Linked DNA regions of Mus musculus: all the other regions are linked to region 1. A link is a loop called in an ENCODE intact Hi-C map of the cell type or tissue named here. Cell type or tissue: gastrocnemius. All regions are shown on one strand. Region 1 overlaps Smoc2 (SPARC related modular calcium binding 2). Region 2 has its middle 14 kb from the start of 4930474M22Rik. Region 3 overlaps Smoc2 (SPARC related modular calcium binding 2). Region 4 overlaps Gm41531 (a long non-coding RNA gene).

Evidence for each region. Hi-C counts contacts between places; a loop is a spot of excess contacts. Peaks named below come from ENCODE experiments on the same cell type or tissue, not always from the same donor. Only the 100,000 strongest peaks of a DNase experiment are listed, where the experiment ranks them.
Region 2: a loop joins it to region 1, with 12 times the contacts of the local background. A loop is called at or near these places in 3 of 42 quality-filtered maps.
Region 3: a loop joins it to region 1, with 1.8 times the contacts of the local background. A loop is called at or near these places in 2 of 42 quality-filtered maps.
Region 4: it touches region 1 in a loop (9-fold over the local background); 14 of 42 quality-filtered maps call a loop at or near these places.

What each region holds. Positions count from the first base shown.
Region 1 is chr17:14,287,270-14,289,769 of GRCm38, forward strand. The region is part of intron 1 of Smoc2 (SPARC related modular calcium binding 2); the gene reads left to right. Among named protein-coding and RNA genes, the nearest start is that of Gm52280, 8.0 kb to the left of the region's middle. In gastrocnemius, a CTCF peak has its summit at 1,144 (motif pointing right); a DNase peak (open chromatin) is centred at 1,145; H3K4me3 peaks cover 170 bases; H3K27ac peaks cover 737 bases.
Region 2 is chr17:14,411,730-14,414,229 of GRCm38, forward strand. No RefSeq gene overlaps it. Among named protein-coding and RNA genes, the nearest start is that of 4930474M22Rik, 14 kb to the left of the region's middle. In gastrocnemius, a CTCF peak has its summit at 952 (motif pointing left); no DNase peak of the experiment used is centred here.
Region 3 is chr17:14,368,748-14,371,247 of GRCm38, forward strand. Smoc2 (SPARC related modular calcium binding 2) reads left to right here. Exons shown (of 13, transcript NM_022315.2): 8 at 161-347. Among named protein-coding and RNA genes, the nearest start is that of 4930474M22Rik, 29 kb to the right of the region's middle. In gastrocnemius, no CTCF peak of the experiment used is centred here; DNase peaks (open chromatin) are centred at 1,485 and 1,877.
Region 4 is chr17:14,231,597-14,234,096 of GRCm38, forward strand. The region is part of intron 1 of Gm41531 (a long non-coding RNA gene); the gene reads left to right. Among named protein-coding and RNA genes, the nearest start is that of Gm41531, 6.8 kb to the left of the region's middle. In gastrocnemius, CTCF peaks have their summits at 1,241 (motif pointing right) and 2,250 (motif pointing right); a DNase peak (open chromatin) is centred at 1,242.

The sequences.
Region 1 (2,500 bases):
AGTGACCCTTACTGTTTTCCCCCACTGGCCCCCCACAAAAGGGTTACTGGCCATCTAATACATGTGACCGTCCGTCCGTACAAGACAAGTGTGCCAAAATTCACTGACATAAACACAACTTTGAACTACGATGTATGCTGGTGGCTGCCTACTACGCCTAATGACTTCCTGAGATTCTAACCAGTCGCCCTTAGCTGTGTTTTTGTTTGTAAACCTTTCTGTCACAGGAATACTTTATCAGTGCCGATCACAGGCGTTTGTACTTGGGTGTCTTATTTCAGGTTGGAAATCCCCTTTGGGTGACGCCCATGCCGGGTGCTTCTGGTTTTTCATGCAGAGGGGCTTCCTTAGCTCCCGGGTTGTGCTTGTCCAAGGCTCGTTCCACCAGGTGAAGCTCATCTGGTTTTCATTGGCTGCTTAACTCAGTGTCCCTGGATAAAGCCTCAGGAGACTTGGAAAAATCACAGCTTCCAGCCTTCCCATGATTTAACTGTGGTCATTTATAAAATGCTAAATCGGATCCCCGAGTCGCACTAGGCCACTAGTAGTAGTTGAGGCTGTGTGACCAGCCCAGGCTGTTCATGGGTGTGAATTGTGATTGCAGCCCTCCTCACGTCACCCCTACCCCTTCTGAGGGGCAGCACGAGGCCTTCTGTACATGGAATCGAGATACCTGCACTAATAACCAAACTGTCTTTGCTCTCTGTAGTGTTCTTTCAGCTTTCTGAGCTCCTCCAGATGCTATCACACTTGCCCTCACCCTCTCCTTACCAGATGACTATAAATATATGTCCTGGCTGTGTGCAGCTTGGAGTTTGGAAACCCCCTGCGGGTAAGGAAAGTGAGCAATAGCTGTGACCTGAACGCACACGCTCAAGTTCTTTCTTGAGCGGATACACAGATAGGTGCTGTGCCAATCAGTGTCTCACTCTTAAAAGGTTTATCTTTTGGGTAGAGTTGCCAAAGACAGATCTTTCTATTCATAGACATAATCCAGGTGGAGCTGTGAGTTCCCTTTCTGTACTCTTGGCTTCTCTCCCACCTTTCCACCCTCCCAGAGAGACACAGCCAGGTGCAATCTCTTGGCAGTACCAACCTAGCCCTCCGCCCTTTGGAAGGTGCTTCTAATGTTTCCCAAGTCTGCCACAGGAGGGCGCCCAAGGGCATGAGCTGTGTTTCAGACACCACAGCCCCATCGCAGCTTCCATCTACAGAGGCATCTTCTGCTCTGATTGAGCTCAGTCTTTCCAGCCTCAGACATTTGACTCAAGGCACAAAGTCCCAAGTGAGAGAACTAAAAAGCAGAGGCACTGTATTTGATACTTCTAATAGCTTTATTTAGAAGTCTGGGACATTTGTGTCAAACTCATGTTACACCCAAATATCAGATAGGGGTAGAAATTTGTCTTTAAAACAAGCCAGGCTGGGGGGAGTAACAGGAGGCTGGCATGTTCTGGGGTTTCTGTTTTGTTTCTGTTGCAAACTTAACTACCCCATTAATTGTAAAGCAGTGAGTAGAGTTATTTTGTTTGCTAAGTTAATATTGTATCCATTCTCTTCACAGTAAAGCTCTAAAATGTGACATTTTTAAAATGAATTTTAACCTATAGTAAAAGAAAACTAGCTACAGCAAGCAGATCACTGTCCTGTGGCCAGCACTGCAACAAGGGTTTGCTCCCTTTGTAGTTCAGCAAGTGTTTAAATGTGATTCATGGAAGGTGAACTACTGGCTTGATTTCCATTGAGACACACCCTTATTAGAGATATATTTATAGAGAGGGAGAGGGAGGGGGAAAGGGAGAGGCAGGAGGCAGGAGGCAGGAGGCAGGAGGCAGGAGGCAGGAGGCAGGAGGCAGGAGGCAGGAGGCAGGAGGCACAGGTGCTTGTATGGCCAGAGTTACAGACAGTTGTGAGCTGGCTGATACGGGTGCTGAAGTGCTGGAGTGGTCCTCTGGGAGAGCAGTACTTTCTCTTAGCCTGAGCCATCTCTCCAGTTCCTTGAACACACCCTCTTTGGCTATATTTTTGTCAAATACTTCCGTATAGATATTCTTACTAGACACTTTCTCCTCCCCCCCCCCTTTTTTTTTGAGACAGGGTTTCTCTGTGAAGCCCTGGCTGTCCTGGAACTCACTGTAGATCAGGCTGGCCTCGAACTCAGAAATCTGCCTGCCTCTGCCTCCAAGTGCTGGGATTAAAGGCATGCACCACCATAGGGCCACTGAGCCACATACTCAGCTCTGCTCTGTGTTTTCTTAGCAACATGCTCATTGGGACCATTGTTCTTGTTAGATACATTCTAAACAGATGCCCTGATGAGATGCACTCTTGTGTATATTCTTACAGATGGCATCTGGGTCAAAATCCATTTACATTTCTTTTATCCAAAAACCACAAGAAAATTAAAAAAAAAAAAAAACCAAACACTAATGCCCTCACTCAAATCTATGTCACCATTTCTATTGGTCCCTGCCCCCTTTTCTTTCTGTTACTTTTGAAA
Region 2 (2,500 bases), 120 kb after region 1:
GAGTGCTCCATACCTCTGAGCATGATTCCCTATCCATCCTTTCTGTCATCTTCCCAATATTACCATCAGTCTCCATCTGAAGTGAAAGCCTACTATGACCGTGGAGCCCCACAATGCTTAGGGCCCAGTGATGAGGGTTCATGCAACAGCAAAGCCAGCTTTATGACTTGGGTCTGGAGCACAATGGAGGGGTATCACGGGTGGAGAACAGGTCCTATGAGCCTCAAGCCATCCTGGAGCTGGGAACTCACATTGCTGAGAACCATTATCACCTTGGACATCCTTCTAAGTTCTTCTAGTTCTTCCCAGTGTGGGGAGATAGGAGACAGAAGGAGTCTCAAAAGCACCTCTTTTCAGGATCCAATATGGTGAGGAGGTTTGTAGTCCGTCCCAGTCAGGAGCTGGACATGTCCCATTTGCCATGGATGGGCATGAACCAGATGACCTCTGGCCTCAGCACTGACCCCTTCACATGTGACACTGGGAACACAGTAGCCAGAGCACACACCATGCACTTCTGGAACTTGAACCTCAACCTTCACCTACACTCTGATAAGAATCAGAAGACATGCACTGAGCATTCCAGGTGACTCTGAGAAATGGCTCCTATGGTCTGGAGCTAGTTCCCAATCTGCTCTTATGCATGAACAGAATCAGCAGAGAGGAGACCCACAGACAACTACTGCAAAGTGAAGCCCAATGCAGAGCGATGGAGCTATGGTTTAAATACACTTTACATTTCTGGTGAACTTTTATATTCTTTAAAAGTACTCAAACATTTTAATGAAATAAAATATCCTCATTGCTTGTGGTCAGAGAGATAGCTCGGGGCTTAAGAGTTCTCAGTCTTCCAGGGGATCAGAGACTGATATGCAGCAACTACACACTGGTATACAATCGCATAACTCCAGTTTCTGGGGACTTAATGCCCTCTTCTGGCCTCTGCAGGCACTAGGCACCTACACATATATGCAGGCAAAATATACAAACACAGAACATAAAATGAAAAATAAGCACAAAAAAAAAATCACATTTCTTAGCATTTCACTCTTTCTTTCACTTTTCACACAGTCCAAGTGAAAGAAATACTATGGTTGCTACTCCTGTTGAAGCATCTTAGTGAACACCAACAACAATGGAGTCGAGAGTTATCCAGTAATGTCCAAAGGCACATTAAATACTGGTTGTATTTTTTTGTCATGTCCACCCCCAAAGAAGAGTTCTCATGCCCAAAAGGATAATGCATTGTGTGTGTCAGTGTAGACATGAGCATAGCAAGCTTGGTCACCCTTCCGAAGTGGCAGGTACATTTGTCTTCATGTGCTGTCATGTGTTTGCACATACAGCCTTCCACCATGAGCACTGGGTCCTGCTAACAGGCAGCACTGGTGCCTTGCCGTTTTTCCACGTGAACAGGGCAAGGTAAGCCCCAGAGTGTCAGAAGAGAGAGGCCTTGCATCCAGTCATCCTGTGGGGACCATGAGCAGAGGAGGCCACCAGTCACCTCAGCATCTTCTTCCAGGTCAGGCTGATCCCCTTCAAAGAGAACACACTGCCAGGTCAATTGTTGTTGAGAGTCAGCAGTGCTCACCTGTCCACCTCACAGGACGTGTTAGGAGCACATTTTCCTTCATCTCTTAGGTCAGTTTGGGCTGCATTGGCACTGTGGTAAAGCCGCTTTGGCTGACACAGTTGAGCTCACCTGCTCAAGACCTGCGTATGAGCCAGGCACGGCGGGAGCAGTGGGTTACCGTGCAGACATGGCCAAGTCCAAGAACCACACCACACAGAACCAGTCCCACAAATGGCACAGAAATGGCATCAAGAAATCCCGGTCGCAAAGATACAAATCTCTTAAGGGGGCTGACCGCAAGTTCCCGAGGAAAAGAAGCACAACAAGAAAGGCCTGAAGAAGATGCAGGCCAACAACGCAAAGGCAGTGAGAGCACGCATGCGCAGAGTCCATCAAGGCCCTTTTGAAGCCTCAGGCCGTCAAGCCCAAGATGCCAAAGGGCCCCAGCCGCAAACTCAGCCACCTGGCTTTCATCGATCACCCCAAGCTTGGGAAGCAGATTCGAAGCTACATGGCCAAGAGTCAGAGGCTCTGTCAACCGAAGCCTAAGGTTCAAGCTAAGGCAGGGGCCAAAGCTCCAGCTAAGACCCAGGCTTCAGCTCCAGCCCAGGCTACCAAAGGTGCCCAGGCCCCTGTGAAGGCCCCATAGAAAAGGCTCCTGCCAGTGTGAAGACAGACGGACTGCTGTGACACACCTATCCACACACTATTTGCAGATGACCAGTGTCCTATGCTGTTCTTACAAATAAACTTAGGCAAGATCTGAAAACAAAACAAAACAAACAAAAAAACTGCATATGAGGCCTCAGAGATGTTGGAGACAGAGACAGAGGAGCCAGCCCAGTCAGGCTCTGGTAGTAGTTATCTTTGCTTCTAGAAGATAATCAATTTCTATCTGAGATCTTACATGGTTGAGAAACACACACA
Region 3 (2,500 bases), 81 kb after region 1:
ACAACAGGGGGCTGAGGACAGGATCACTTGTCTGTTCTTAGGCCTGGTTCTCACTGTAGTGCTAGGACAGCACACAGCATCATTTAGCTGTGACTGGTCACTGGACTCCAATGCTGGCTCCGTGTGTCTGCTCACTCCCTGTTTCTTCCTACCCCTGCAGCATCCTCCTGTGATCAGGAGCATCAGTCAGCTCTTGAGGAAGCCAAGCAGCCCAAGAATGACAATGTAGTGATCCCCGAGTGTGCACATGGTGGTCTCTACAAGCCAGTGCAATGCCATCCATCCACCGGATACTGCTGGTGTGTGCTAGTGGACACTGGACGGCCCATTCCCGGGACCTCCACAAGGTAAACTGCATCCCCTTGGGAGCTGGAGGAGAGATGGTTGGGTTATGCAGCCAGCAAAGTGGAACCTGCCCCCCAAGATTCTTTCTATGGGCTCAGCTCTTGTTAAACTCAATGTCACAGTCTGAGTGTGACTGTCACACAGGAATTCTGTCCTCTGTTCTCTGTGCTCCTGCTGCTTAAGAAGAGTTGTTTTGGCCATAAGAGGGAAAGCTTATTGTTATCAGTCAAGGGCCATCAAGTATGAAGCAGAGAAGGGGTCAACTCTAGGAACGAATATTTGGACCACTTCTTGCTGCTGGCTTTGGCCAGAGAGGTTAAATATTTAAGAAGCCAAGGAAGCTAGATGCCTCAAATAGCTTTCTATAGAATGTAAATATTTGTATCTAGAAAATGTCATTTAAAGAGAGGAATATGTGAAGGCTGGAGAGATGGCCCAGTGGTTAAGAGCACTGGCTGCTCTTCCAGAGAGAGGACATAGGTTCAGTTCCCTGCACTGGTATGACAGCTCACAACTGTCTGTAACTTCAGTTCCAGGGTATCTGGCATCCTCATACAGACAAAACATCAATGTATATTTAAAATAGGGAAGGGGGAGGGAAGGAGGGAGAGAGAGAGAAAGAGAGAGAGAGAGAGAGAGAGAGAGAGAGAGAGAGAGAGAGAGAGAGAGAGAGAGAGAGAGAATGAATGAATGTGTAAGGCAAGAGTATCAATGTTATTCATGGTTTGCTTATGTTTTCTGTCAGTCTAAATACACAGTTATGTTCTCCCTGAATACCAGCAGGAACTAGTACTTGTATTGTATGCTGGGGAGGGGGAGGTGGTATTTCTGAGTGGGTGAATGTGTCTGGTGGACACCCATCAGTAGCTATTTGACAGAACCTCCCCCAGACTTATAAATATGCAAACATCTTTTCTCTCAGAGTTGCTACCTTCCTTCTCTAATTCTATCCCAGGTGCCTGGGTGAGCATTGGAGTGTTCCCTAAATCATTTCCCCAGTTATTCGAGTGTTACAACTGGCACTCCATGGGAGGCCCTAGTCAGCCTAGATCTCAAGGGCAGAAGCAAAGCGCAATTGCTCGAATGGCTATGGCTTCATCAGGACCAAGTCCAACCCATCCCAGCCATTTTCTAGCTGGACTGGAGCCATCGTCCTTGGAGTTCCTGGTTTGAATATTGTAACAATTCTATGACATTAAATGTTATTCTAGTAGTCAACATCTCTGTCCTCAAGACACTGGAGGACCCAGAAAGCCGAGATGAAGGGGGGCATCTCATGGGGAGGAGCAGCCTTAGGTTTGGAAGCAAGCACAAGCTGTGTGGCTGAGCTAGAACCTCTATTCCTGGGTTTTGCTATGGTAATCCATTGTCCTGTGTGTAGGTAGACAGGGTGTACTTTTTTCTTGAGCAGCCTTCCTTGGGGGTGATCTTCCTATATACTTGAGCCTCTGGCTCCTTCTGCATGCATCACTCAGGGTACCAGTTGGCTCCTACCAGCTGCCGGCTTGGCTCCATGCACACTTCTATCATAGAGGAGAAGCAGCCCTGGCAGAAGTGTTCTGAGTTGGCTAATGAACATCCTTACATAGTCAAACCCAGCACTCCTCCAGATGGCTCTGAAATGGTGAAATCAACATGCGTAATTCTATTCCCGGAGAACCCAAGAACAGTTTAGATTGTAGCTGAGTAGAAAGCCAGGCGCTTTCTTTCCTCTGTGAAGACTTTCCCCTGGTATCGGGCCAAACAGGACAACCTCAGGCTCCTGTTTCCATGTTTGCCTGATGGAGGTTCAGAAAAAGGCTCAACCTGAACTAAACTGAGAAGGCTGCTGAGATGGCTGTCCTCCTCTGTATCACACTTTCTTCCATCCACTAAACCAAAGCCAGAAGATGGTCTCGATCCTTTGGGAATGAAGTTATAGAGAGTTGTGATCTGTGTGGATACTGGGAATTGAACTCATATCCTCTGGAGGAGCAGCTGGTACTCTTAGCTGCTGAACCATCTCTCTAGCCCCAAGGCAGTTTCTCTTTTTAGCAGTCAGAGTACCCTCCCCTGGGAACTGATGGACATGCCCAGTTGCAGTCTCATCCCTAGGCTGACACCAGCCCAGCCAGAGAAGGGAGCCATTTATTGTGGTTTCTTCCTTAAGTACCAG
Region 4 (2,500 bases), 56 kb before region 1:
TTTCTAACTTTCTGCAAGATTTTGGCAAAAGCTGTGTCAAAGTGCGGAGCCTGAGTGATGAATGGTTTCAGAAGAAAGCTGGCAGAACACAGAGAACCCTGTGACCCTTAGTTAGCTGTGACAGCCACTCCCAGCTCCTCCTTAGGCAGACGGTGAATTAATTGATCTTCATTTTTTCTTCTCTTGCCCTTGCTCCAAATTGCAAAGGAGAGCAGAAAAAGCAGGGCCCACTCAAGGCTCCTTATTTCTAATCCATGCATGGGCTGCCCCTAAAGTTCCCCTCCCCTCCCCTCTCCCCTCCCCTCCCCTCCCCTCTCCCCTCCCCTCTGCCCTCCCCTCCCCTCCCCTCCCCTCCCCTCTGCCCTCCCCTCCCCTCCCCTCCCCTCCTCTCTCTCCCTCCCTCCCTCCCCCCCTCTTTCTCCCCTGCCTCTCTGCAAGCTCCCCTTCTCTCCCTGCAAATGCTTTCTTCCTGTAAGGTCTCTCTCATTGTGAGCTTTTTCTTTTTGGCTTGCAGGCTTTCTCCCTACAGCGCCCGCTCTTTCCCCTCCTTCCTCTGCAAGCTTTCCCCTGTAGGAGTCTCCAAGGAGAGCTTGCTGCATTGCCTCAGCCTGGCTGGGCATCCGAGCTAAAGAAGCAAGCATCAGAACAGAGAAGTTCTGGATGAAGATGGCCGCTTCTGACCCGACTTTCTGGATTACCAGGGAACCCTCAGAGACAGTTTAAGTTAGAGAATTTGTTAGGAGAAAGAAAACGGGCCTGCGTTCTCTCTCCCAGTCCTGCACAGAGGCGCCGTATTGGACTGGGTGTCACGAGCACACACCGCAATGTGCCTACACTTTCATGAGCAGGGCAGCAGTTGTGACACACTCTGAAGGTGTTCACATGGGGTCCCTGCCAAGATTGATGTTCCCACCCTATGAATTCCAGAAGCATCTATCTAAGAGGACTCTGTACAGTAGATATAATAGAAATGTATGTGTGGTCCTGTGACTTGTATATTTTTATGTCAGTGTATGTTAGGCACGAGGAGCAGCGAAACAGTGTGCAAAGGCTGCGTTGTGCCTGAGATGCCACACTGACAGGAATAAACACAGACTTTCTCATTCCTACCAGGAGGTGGGTCAGTAGCTTGTGCTCTAGTGCTCAGAAGTGGGTACACGGCTACCAGGAGCCTGGAGAGACCTAGAGTCCTTTCAACCTCTTGCTCATGAAATGACCAACTTGAGAAGTAGTGCCAGCAGGGGGCACCCTTGACCCACACTGGATGAAGCCCTCTGGCTCATTTCAGAGTTGGTCTTGAGTGGTGCCTAGCCTGTTACAAAAGAGAAGCAGTCCCTGTAAGCTTTCCACACTTAGCTTCAAATGTTCTGTTTGCTAAACCACAGGGAGGTCCTCCTTGGGGAGCAGCTATCTGCTTTGCCATAGATAGACCCAGATGTAAAGTCCACTGAAGGATTAGAGCAGCCAGATGGAGGCTGTTTGAGATATCCTCGGCAAACTGTGGCTGGGTCTAGGAGTTCTGCTGGCAATGGGCAGGCTGGACAGCAAGATTCAGGACCTCTTCATCCTCTCTGGTTCTTGAAGGTCAGTGGTTCAGGATTTTGTGACTTAGACAAGTACCACTCAAATGAATTGTTATTTTGCAAAACCAGCTTGTAATGAATACTTTGGTTAGAAAATGCAAGCGTGTCTGACCTCCTTTTCTGTCACTGGCAAAACAAAGAGGCAGAAGCCACACTCGGTCAACATGGTGCTGGCCCAGAAAATCTGAGCAAGTGGACAGAGCAGAAGACACAAGTTTCCCTGAGGTTGGATGCAAACACCTGCTGAATATCACTGGGTCTGGCCAATGTCCCTGTTACCTGAGTGTTGGAAAAAGCTACATCACTTCAGAAACACTCCATAGCTTTGGCACATGTACCTTAAGCCTCCTATGCCAGAATGGTGGGTGGTTTGAATGCAGAGGCATCCTGGACACAGGATGAAATGGACACAGGTGCTCTATTTAGTGTCTCATTCCTTCTTGTCCCCTAACCTGATTCTGGCCCCTCTATGACCTCATTTTAACTTGGCATCAGCCAAAGCTCCATTCCTGGCTACGTTCACATTCACAGGAACTAAGAGTTGGAGTTTTGATGTGTCGTGCTGAGTGACAAAACTCAGTTTGTAACAAGTTAGGGGGTGGGGTGGGGCTGTTTCCTCTGCTGCTGAGCACTTAGCCACCTGCAGGAACAGGTTATGAACCACTAGATGGCACTGGGATCTCAGGTACAGGTGTGTTCAAGGCTTTACGACCCAAGGCAGGGAAACTGATCCCCATAGTGGCCGTGGAGCTGGATAATGGCAAACCTTGGTGCTGAGACCCTAAAAGTTCTCTGCTTCTTCAAGAGTATTATGGTCAGAGTACAATGTTTTCTTGTTCCTTTATCAGTTCTGAAAAGGCTAGCACAGCCCCTAGGCCACCCTGTCTGGATGGTCCCAGACTCCACAAGCACTCTCA